2 separate regions of the Homo sapiens genome follow, and region 1 is linked to region 2. A link is an interaction called in ENCODE POLR2A ChIA-PET data of the cell type or tissue named here. Cell type or tissue: GM12878. All regions are shown on one strand. Region 1 overlaps NT5M (5',3'-nucleotidase, mitochondrial). Region 2 overlaps MPRIP (myosin phosphatase Rho interacting protein).

Region 1 (4,000 bases), 150 kb after region 2:
GGACTCCTTGACTTGAAACTTAAGCAGCATGACCTGTACCTTTTCACCCCCTAGAGAGATTTGAAAATCCGTGTCAGGTTCTTCATGCACAGGCATGGCATTTTACTCTGAGATTTTCCAGTTCAACAAGGGGAGTAATCACAAGCCAAATTAAGGGAGGGGCTTGGGTGCGAAGGGGAATGTGCTCTTCTGATTTGAAGTCTGGTTTCCAGATGACATGTCTGCCTGATTCGACGTTGATTTTTAGAATAAATGTCAAAAATTCCCACTTCAGGCCGGGTACAGTGGCTCATGCTTGTAATCCCACCACTTTGGGAGGCTGAGGCAGGAGGATCACTTGAACCCAGGAGTTTGAGACCTGCCTGGGCAACATGATGAGACCCCATCTGTACTAAAAAAAAATTAGCCAGGCGTGCTGATGTGTGCCTGTAGTTGCAGCATCTTGGGAAGCTGAGGTGGGAGGATTGCTTGAGCCTGGGAGGTCAAGGCTGCAGTGAGCTATGATCATGCCACTGCATTACAGCCTTAGTGACAGAGTAATTCCCTGTCTCAAAAAAACAAAAACAAACAAAACAAAACAAAACAAAAACCTACTCCTGGCTGGGCGTGGTGGCTCACGCCTGTAATCCCAGCACTTTGGGAGGCCGAGGTGGGCAGATCATGAGGTCAGGAGATTGAGACCATCTTGGCTAACACGGTGAAACCCCGTCTCTACTAAAAATACAAAAAATTAGCCGAGCGTTGTGGCGGGCGCCTGTAGTCCCAGCTACTTGGGAGGCTGAGGCAGGAGAATGGCGTGAACCCGTGAGACAGAGGTTGCAGTGAGCCGAGATGGTGCCACTGCACTCCAGCCTGAGTGACAGTCAGACTCCGTCTCAAAAAAAAAAAAACAAAAAAAAAACCCACTCCTTAATTGAGCCTCTTCCTCTAACCTGAAATAAAAACGTAAAAACGTAGACTTTTTTTTTTTTTTTGACAGAGTTTTGCTGTTGTTGCCCAGGCTGGAATGCAATGGCGTGATCTCAGCTCACTGCAACGTCTGCCTCCTGGGTTTAAGTGATTCCCCTGCCTCAACCTCCTGACTAGCTGGGATTACAGGCATCTGCCACCATGCCCGGCTAATTTTTGTATTTTTTGTAGAGACAAGGTTTCACCACATTGGCCAGGCTGGTCTCGAACTCCTGACCTCAGGTGATCCATCTGCCTCAGCCCCGCAAAGTGCTGGGATTACAGGTGTGAGCCACCGCGCCTGGCCAACATAGACCATTTTTTTTTTAACTTAAGATAATGAATTACATTTCTTTGCTTTCTTTCTTTCTTTCTTTTTTTTTTTTTTTTTTGAGACGGAGTCTCACTTTGTCACCCAGGCTGGAATGCAGTGGTGTGATCTCAGCTCACTGAAAGCTCAGCCTCCCGGGTTCACGCCATTCTCCTGCCTCAGCCTCCCGAGTAGCTGGGACTACAGGCACATGCTACCACACCTGTCTAATTTTTTGTATTTTAGTAGAGATGGGGTTTCATCGTGTTGCCCAGGCTAGTCTTGAACTCCTGAGCTCAGGCAATCGCCTGCCTCAGCCTCCCAAAGTGCTAGGATTACAGGCGTGAGCCACTGGACCCGGCCTTCTTTGCATATTTTACATTAAATTTCCAGTTGCTCCAGTACGTTTTCCAGTTACTCCCTGTAGGACTTAGGCTAAAAGACTTGGCACTTTCTCTTGGCATGTAAAGAAACCCTAGGTTCTTTTGGGGATGGCACGGCCACACTGCCAGCATTCAGGAGCTTCCCCTGGAGCTCCTGAACCCCAGTGTCACCCCTGCCATCTCAGTGGGGCTCATGGTGTCTTTCTTGGCGTGTTTCTGGCCCATACCGTGTTTATTTTAAAAATTGTTCATGCTAATTGGCATGGGGTTTCTTTTAGGGGTGATGGAAACATTCTGGAATTTAGATAGTGGTAGTGGTTGCATAACATTGTTGATACACTAAAGACCATTGAATTGTACACTTTAAATTGGTAAATTTTATGATATGTGAATTACATTTCCAAAAAATAAAATAAAATTGGCTGTTCAGATGGCTAATAATTCCAAAGCTAACTCACTCCTTCTAGTTAGATCTGGCCATTTCATCATTGTAATAGGGATTGTAGACAAAAGTGCATGATCCCTTTATTTATTTATGTAATTTTTTTTTTAAAGACAGAGTCTCGTTCTGTTGCCCAGGTGGATTCTAGTGGAACGATCATAGCTCACTGCAGCCTCTAACTCCCAGACCATCGTGCCTGGTCATAATACCTTTAAAGTGTCCTAGATCAAGCCATTCATTTTGAAAACCTCCAGTTTTATGGTATTCTTTTTCTTTTTCTTTTCTTTTTTTTTTTGAGATGGAGTCTCGCTGTGTCACCTAAGCTGGAGTGCAGTTGCGCGATCTCTGCTCACTGCAAGCTCCGCCTCCTGGGTTCACACCATTCTCCTGCCTTGGCCTCCCAAGTAGCTGGGACTACAGGCGCCCACCACCATGCCTGGCTAATTTTTTGTATTTTTAGTAGAGGCAGGGTTTCAGTGTGTTGGCCAGGATGGTCTTGATTTCCCGACCTCATGATCCACCCGCCTCGGCCTCCCAAAGTGCTAGGATTACAGGTGTGAGCCACCGCATCCGGCCTATGGTATTATTTTTCTAGCAGTGTCATTCACCCAACTCCACACCTGCATACCCCACCCTCCTTGATTTAAGACCTGTCTTGGGATCTGCTCATCTGAGTGGAGCAGGACTCTGTCCCTTCCAACATTTTGCCTGCTAGGGACTGTGTCTAGCTCATAGATCTCTTATTTCTGATGTGTCCATTTGGTCATGGGCCTGTGAGCCACGCGGAGCAGGAAGGGCAGGGAGGTGGGGTCGAGAGCTGCCAGCCATCTGCCCCTCTGATCTTTTCCAGCACTGTCCTCTGCCAGCATCCCCCTTTACTTCTGTGTCTTCTTGGTAATCACTGAACTCTTTGCTCTCGAGGTGGTTCATGGACTTCCTGCCTGCACTCCTAGGTCTTGGAGAGAGCGCCTCCCCTGGGAGTCCTGCCAGCAATTCTTTAGCTACATGTAGTTTTAGGTTCCATGGCAGGCATTTTTCCTGATTCTGGTTTAGAACGACAGCACCGCTTTATGCTTGGATACCTTTACATTCATCTGGGCTGAACTATTTTCTCCCCAGAGCTTTCAGGAACCAAAATGGTAATCAGGTGATGAGCAGCCCTTCTCCTTCCAAACAGCTGCTGATAAACCTAACAGACCCTTGTCAGGCAAATCTGAGCTAAAGGCACAATGCCCCCACCAGTGTGCACATTATTATAGCTGTTGAACCTACGTCAGTGCACCATGGTCACTCAGAGCCCATAGTTTACATCAGGGTTCACTCCCGGTATCCTGCGTTCTGTGGTATTGGTAATCGGGGAGGCTGTGCGTTGTGTGGGAGTGGAGGGTATATGGGAACTCTGTACCTCTGCTCAATTTTGCTGTAAACCTAAACCTGCTCTAAAAAATAAAGTCTCTTAAAAAAAATCCACAGTGAATGAGAGTCCCTCTTGCTCCCTATCCTTGTCAGCATTTGGTATTGTCAGGGCTCTGGATTTTGGCTGTTCTCATAGGCAGGGAGTGGTGTCTCATTGTTGTTTTGATTTGCATTTCCTTGATTAATGACATTGGACATGTTTTTAAGCAAGTAACCCTTTGTATATTTTCTGTAACGAAATGTTCAAGTCTTTTGCCTCGTTTCTCATTGAGTTGTTTGTGAGTTGTGAGAGTTCTTTAGATATGCTAGAAACAAGTTCTTTATCAGATAATGTGTTTTACAAATATTTTATCCCAGTCTGTGATTTGTATTTTAATTTTCTTTTTCTTTTTTTTCTTTTTTGAGAGACAGAGTTTTGCTGTCACTCCAGCTGAAGTACAGTGGCATGATCCCGCCTCACTGCAGCTGTGACCCCCTGGGCTGAAGTGATCCTCCCACCTT
Region 2 (4,000 bases):
TAGATACGTTGGCGTGTTCCCACATCCCCATAACACTCACAGGCCTCTGATGAGGGAATGCCAGAAATGGGTCTGAGGGCAGCAGGTGCTGCGGAGGCACTGTAGGAGCGAGGCCCTGTCCCGGGACACCCATCCTGCTGGGGATTCCCTGGAGCATCTGGTCCTCCTCAGCTGAGGCTGTCAGGTGAAGAATCTCTGGAGCTGGATGTGGACAAATCCATTCACAAGACAAGACACGGGGATGGGCAGTCTCCTTGCTCATTGCACTGTTTTCCCTGGCTGGATTCGTTTGATCACTGCTTCTCTAAAGAGCCCTAAGCTCAGAATTTAGCTGCTTAAACACATGGTCTTGTCTCTCTGATTTTTTTTTCCTTTTTCATCCAAGTAATTTTGTGAAGGGGAAAACATCCTCCAATAACAGCATTTCCCGGGGACTCTCCTCCTGGCATGCCCACTAACCGCACCTGCACCCGGCTCTCTGACTGATGCCGGCTCCACCAGCGGTCCGGTCTGGTCCGGTCCGGTCCAGTGCAGGGGGTCTAACGGTGTGTTTATTTTCTCCTCCTGCTCTGTCTCTACCCAGAGTCTGAAGGAAGGCCTGACGGTGCAAGAACGGTTGAAGCTCTTTGAATCCAGGGACTTGAAGAAAGACTAGGTGTGTCCCATCCAAGTTGAGCACGCGCCTTCCCCAGCTTGCAGCAGCACACCCCAAGCGCTGCTTTTCACCTGTACCTTTGTTTTATTATTATTATTATTATTGCTGTTGTTGTCATCGTTAACTGTGGGCATGGAATGCGTGAGGCTGGCTTCTGGGTTGTCCACACCACTCTCTGCTGTGTTGACTTCCTGTTGTCTTCATCAAAGCTTTTTTCCGTGGTATTCTAAAATTAGGCCAGCAGTGGGGGCTGGGAGGGCATCTGTGTTAGTCCTTTCCTGGCTGTGACCCGCCACACTCACTGTCAGTATTAAGGCCCAGCAGCCTGTTGATAAGCTACCCTGTCTCACCATGTGCTGGTGTGGAAACGGGGCCCAGCCAGCACGCCTCAAGGTAGATGGAATCCCCACTGGTCAGAGAAAAAGCTATGCGGACACTCCAGCTTGGCCTGGGTCACAGCACTGACTCCTCACCCGCTAGTCTGGCTGTTAAGAGGAGAAAGTGCACTGCCTTCCAGCCCAGGAGGAGGACAGCATTTTGTATTTGTTCCACTGATGCAGCTTAGAACCACACCCCTGAGAGTCGTGGCAAACCTTTCACAACCTGGAAAATGTTGAAAGCAACCATTCCTATTTTTGTTTGTTTTTTATTAAATCTTGCACAAAATCCCCGGCCCCTCTCCTTCCTTCCTTCCTTCCTTCCTCCGCTCGTTCCTTTCTTGGTCTCCAGTAACCCTGGTCTTTTCATAACTGCTCGAGATTGTTGACCTGCAGCCCAGGTTTCAGACTCTGATTGCAAAAAACAAATGAATTCCCCCCAGGAATCATTCAAAATGGGGGAAGGTTTGGGGGTTTGGGTTTTTTTTTTACCTTTTGGAAAAGAAACCGTCACATTGCTTTGGAAAAGGTTGAGAGGAGACCCCTGTTAAGTCAAGAAGAAAGTACAGAGGATGTCAGAATCTGATGAGAACAGCACATTAGTGTTTATTGAGACTCCGATCTTAACTCTCATTTAATTAATCTGAGCTCTGAAAACCTATCTTGCAGCATTTATCTTTAAAAGAGCCTGGTTAAAGTAAACCTATACTAACAATTTTGCTTTTTCTAACAGTTTGAGGAAGACCTTTTTAACCACCACAAAACATTCTATGGCAATTCTTGAAAATCTCTTAAATTGGAGTCTATTATGGCCCCATGAAAACCATTAATCCCATTAAGATAGGGAGTATAAACCCCTGGCTGGTGGAACAGGTTCTGCTACTTTAGGAGCAAGGTGGGGTGTGAGTAGATGGTTTTCATGCCAAGAACATGCTTTCACTTTGTATTCATGCTTGTGTTGGTGTGATGGTCTCTGTGGGTGGGTGGATGCTTTGGGCGTTGAAATCTAGAAATCCTGTTGCTCAGTTTCTAGATGAAGTCATGAGCAAGGCCATCAGTGGAGCTCTGGCCCCGCCCCCAATGTGCAGAAGGGCCGGGAGCAAGGCCTGGAGTTTTCATGTGTTTTCAGACCCAGGTTTAGGTGCTCTCTTCTCACTGAAATAACTAAGTGCTCTCCACTGGCATCGAGCCCTTTCCACAAGTTTTTAAGGCTCTTAACCCACACTTTCACTCCTCTGCTACTAGTCTTCAGTGTTGTTAACAGCAAGAGAAAATTGGGTTTGTTTAAAAATCTACTTCTCTGAGGTGGCACAGTTGCGTAGCTGTAGTCCCAGCTACTCAGGAGGCTGAGGTAGTAGGATTGCTTGAGCCCGGGAGGTCGAGGCTGCAATCAGTCATGATCGTGTCACTGCACTCCAGCCTGGGTGACAAAGCAAGGCCCCATATCAGATATAGATATACTTATCAGACCCCCCCTGACCATTTAGATTGGCAGTGCTTTGAGAAATGCACTATGACCTTTCTGTGTCAATGGGAATATACAGAAGGAACATTCGGGACCCCGCTGTCCCCCACAGCCTCATTGTTGTCTCCAGGACACTGCTGGGTCACACGAATGCTCCAGGACAGACAGGGACCTGGAGTGCATCAGGATCTGACCAGATAGGAGTTTTTGCCTCGTGTCTGGGTGCTACGATTTTGTGCCGTTCTCTGAGGTCCACCACCTGCCCTTCCTGGCATGGTTTCCTTCGTGACCATCCCTGCTGCCCCTGGGGGTGGACCCCACTGGCCCTTCTGCAGACAGCTCCCTGCCTTCTGCCCTCCAGGGGGTTCTGGCCAGAGTCCATGCTTGGAGACAGGATCATCTGCCTTCAGCCCTCACAGTGCTTTAAATTAAAGCAAGTTTGCCCATAGGACAAAAGAGCATTTGATTCCCTTTTTTCTGTCACATATCCCTTGAGGCTGGACTTCAGGAATCCTGGAAAATTAATATGAGTGCAGCATGTGAGGGGTCAGAGACAGGCCAGCAGGGCGTCTGCATTCCTCCCTGCCACAGGTCTCTCCCCAGAGGCTGGTTTAGTGTAGGGTATTGCCAGGAAACGGACTGAGGCTGCTTTGCTAAGAGCTCCTGAAAATGCCCTGGGCCTGTCCTGGCGTTTCTGAAGAGCCCTCATACAGGGACAGCCACCATCTGGGTCAAGGAAGTCTGGGTTCCCTGCTGGTGGGCTCCATCCTGCGATGGAGTGAACCAGGCGAGAAAGGATGACGATGTTCTTCATGTTGCACCTGGACATGCCCCAGGAACAGAGACTTGCCCAGGTGGCAACACTGGCACAGATGTTGACGGCTGCCCAACTGGTGCCACACTGAGCAGGGAGCCTTGTGCTGCACAGGGCTGGGCCCTCTCTCCAGTTTCCTTCCTGCAGGCATCCAAATACCCTGGAAGGGATTTAACCCCTGAATTCCAGAGGGAAGAAAGAAGAACAGTGAAGAAGTAGAACTGGTTTCTGTATGGGGAGAGGAAAGTCTTAGGGACAGCTGCAGGCGGGGTCTCAGGCTGCTCCTTGGCACCAGCTACACAGTAGTGAGCTTTCCCAGCTTTACCGATGAGGAAGAAGTTCAAATAGATAGACTTCAGCATTTTAATTATTTTCCTATAAATGTATTTATGTGTAGTATGCTAGCACCAGCCAGTAAGCTGTGCCACACATATGAATGGGAAAGCGAGGCAGTTGTGCTCGTGTGAGTTTCTGCAGGCTTGTGGGTAATTACCTTGTGTGCACGCCTGCACGTGCAGAATAGTCACTTTCTGCTGGTCAGTTTCTTTATCCACCCATGGTGCCCCAGCCCCAGGCAGGTGTGGAGACCAGCATTTCAGAGGACGCGCTGTCCACAGCCTCCCGGGTCTGAGTGGATCATTGGGCAGGGGTGGAGACAGTGCGCTGCCCTCTGAGCTGGAAGCCTGTGC

Evidence for each region. ChIA-PET counts read pairs that join two places held together with the same protein. Peaks named below come from ENCODE experiments on the same cell type or tissue, not always from the same donor. Only the 100,000 strongest peaks of a DNase experiment are listed, where the experiment ranks them.
Region 1: POLR2A ChIA-PET joins it to region 2 with 5 read pairs; 3 of 35 experiments call an interaction of 5 or more read pairs at or near these places.

What each region holds. Positions count from the first base shown.
Region 1 is chr17:17,329,421-17,333,420 of GRCh38, forward strand. The region is part of intron 3 of NT5M (5',3'-nucleotidase, mitochondrial); the gene reads left to right. Among named protein-coding and RNA genes, the nearest start is that of NT5M, 28 kb to the left of the region's middle. In GM12878, no CTCF peak of the experiment used is centred here; no DNase peak of the experiment used is centred here.
Region 2 is chr17:17,184,240-17,188,239 of GRCh38, forward strand. MPRIP (myosin phosphatase Rho interacting protein) reads left to right here. Exons shown (of 24, transcript NM_001364716.4): 24 at 584-4,000. The coding sequence ends at 655. Among named protein-coding and RNA genes, the nearest start is that of PLD6, 20 kb to the right of the region's middle. RefSeq lists enhancers at 562-1,062, 1,850-2,049, 2,080-2,149. In GM12878, no CTCF peak of the experiment used is centred here; a DNase peak (open chromatin) is centred at 2,035.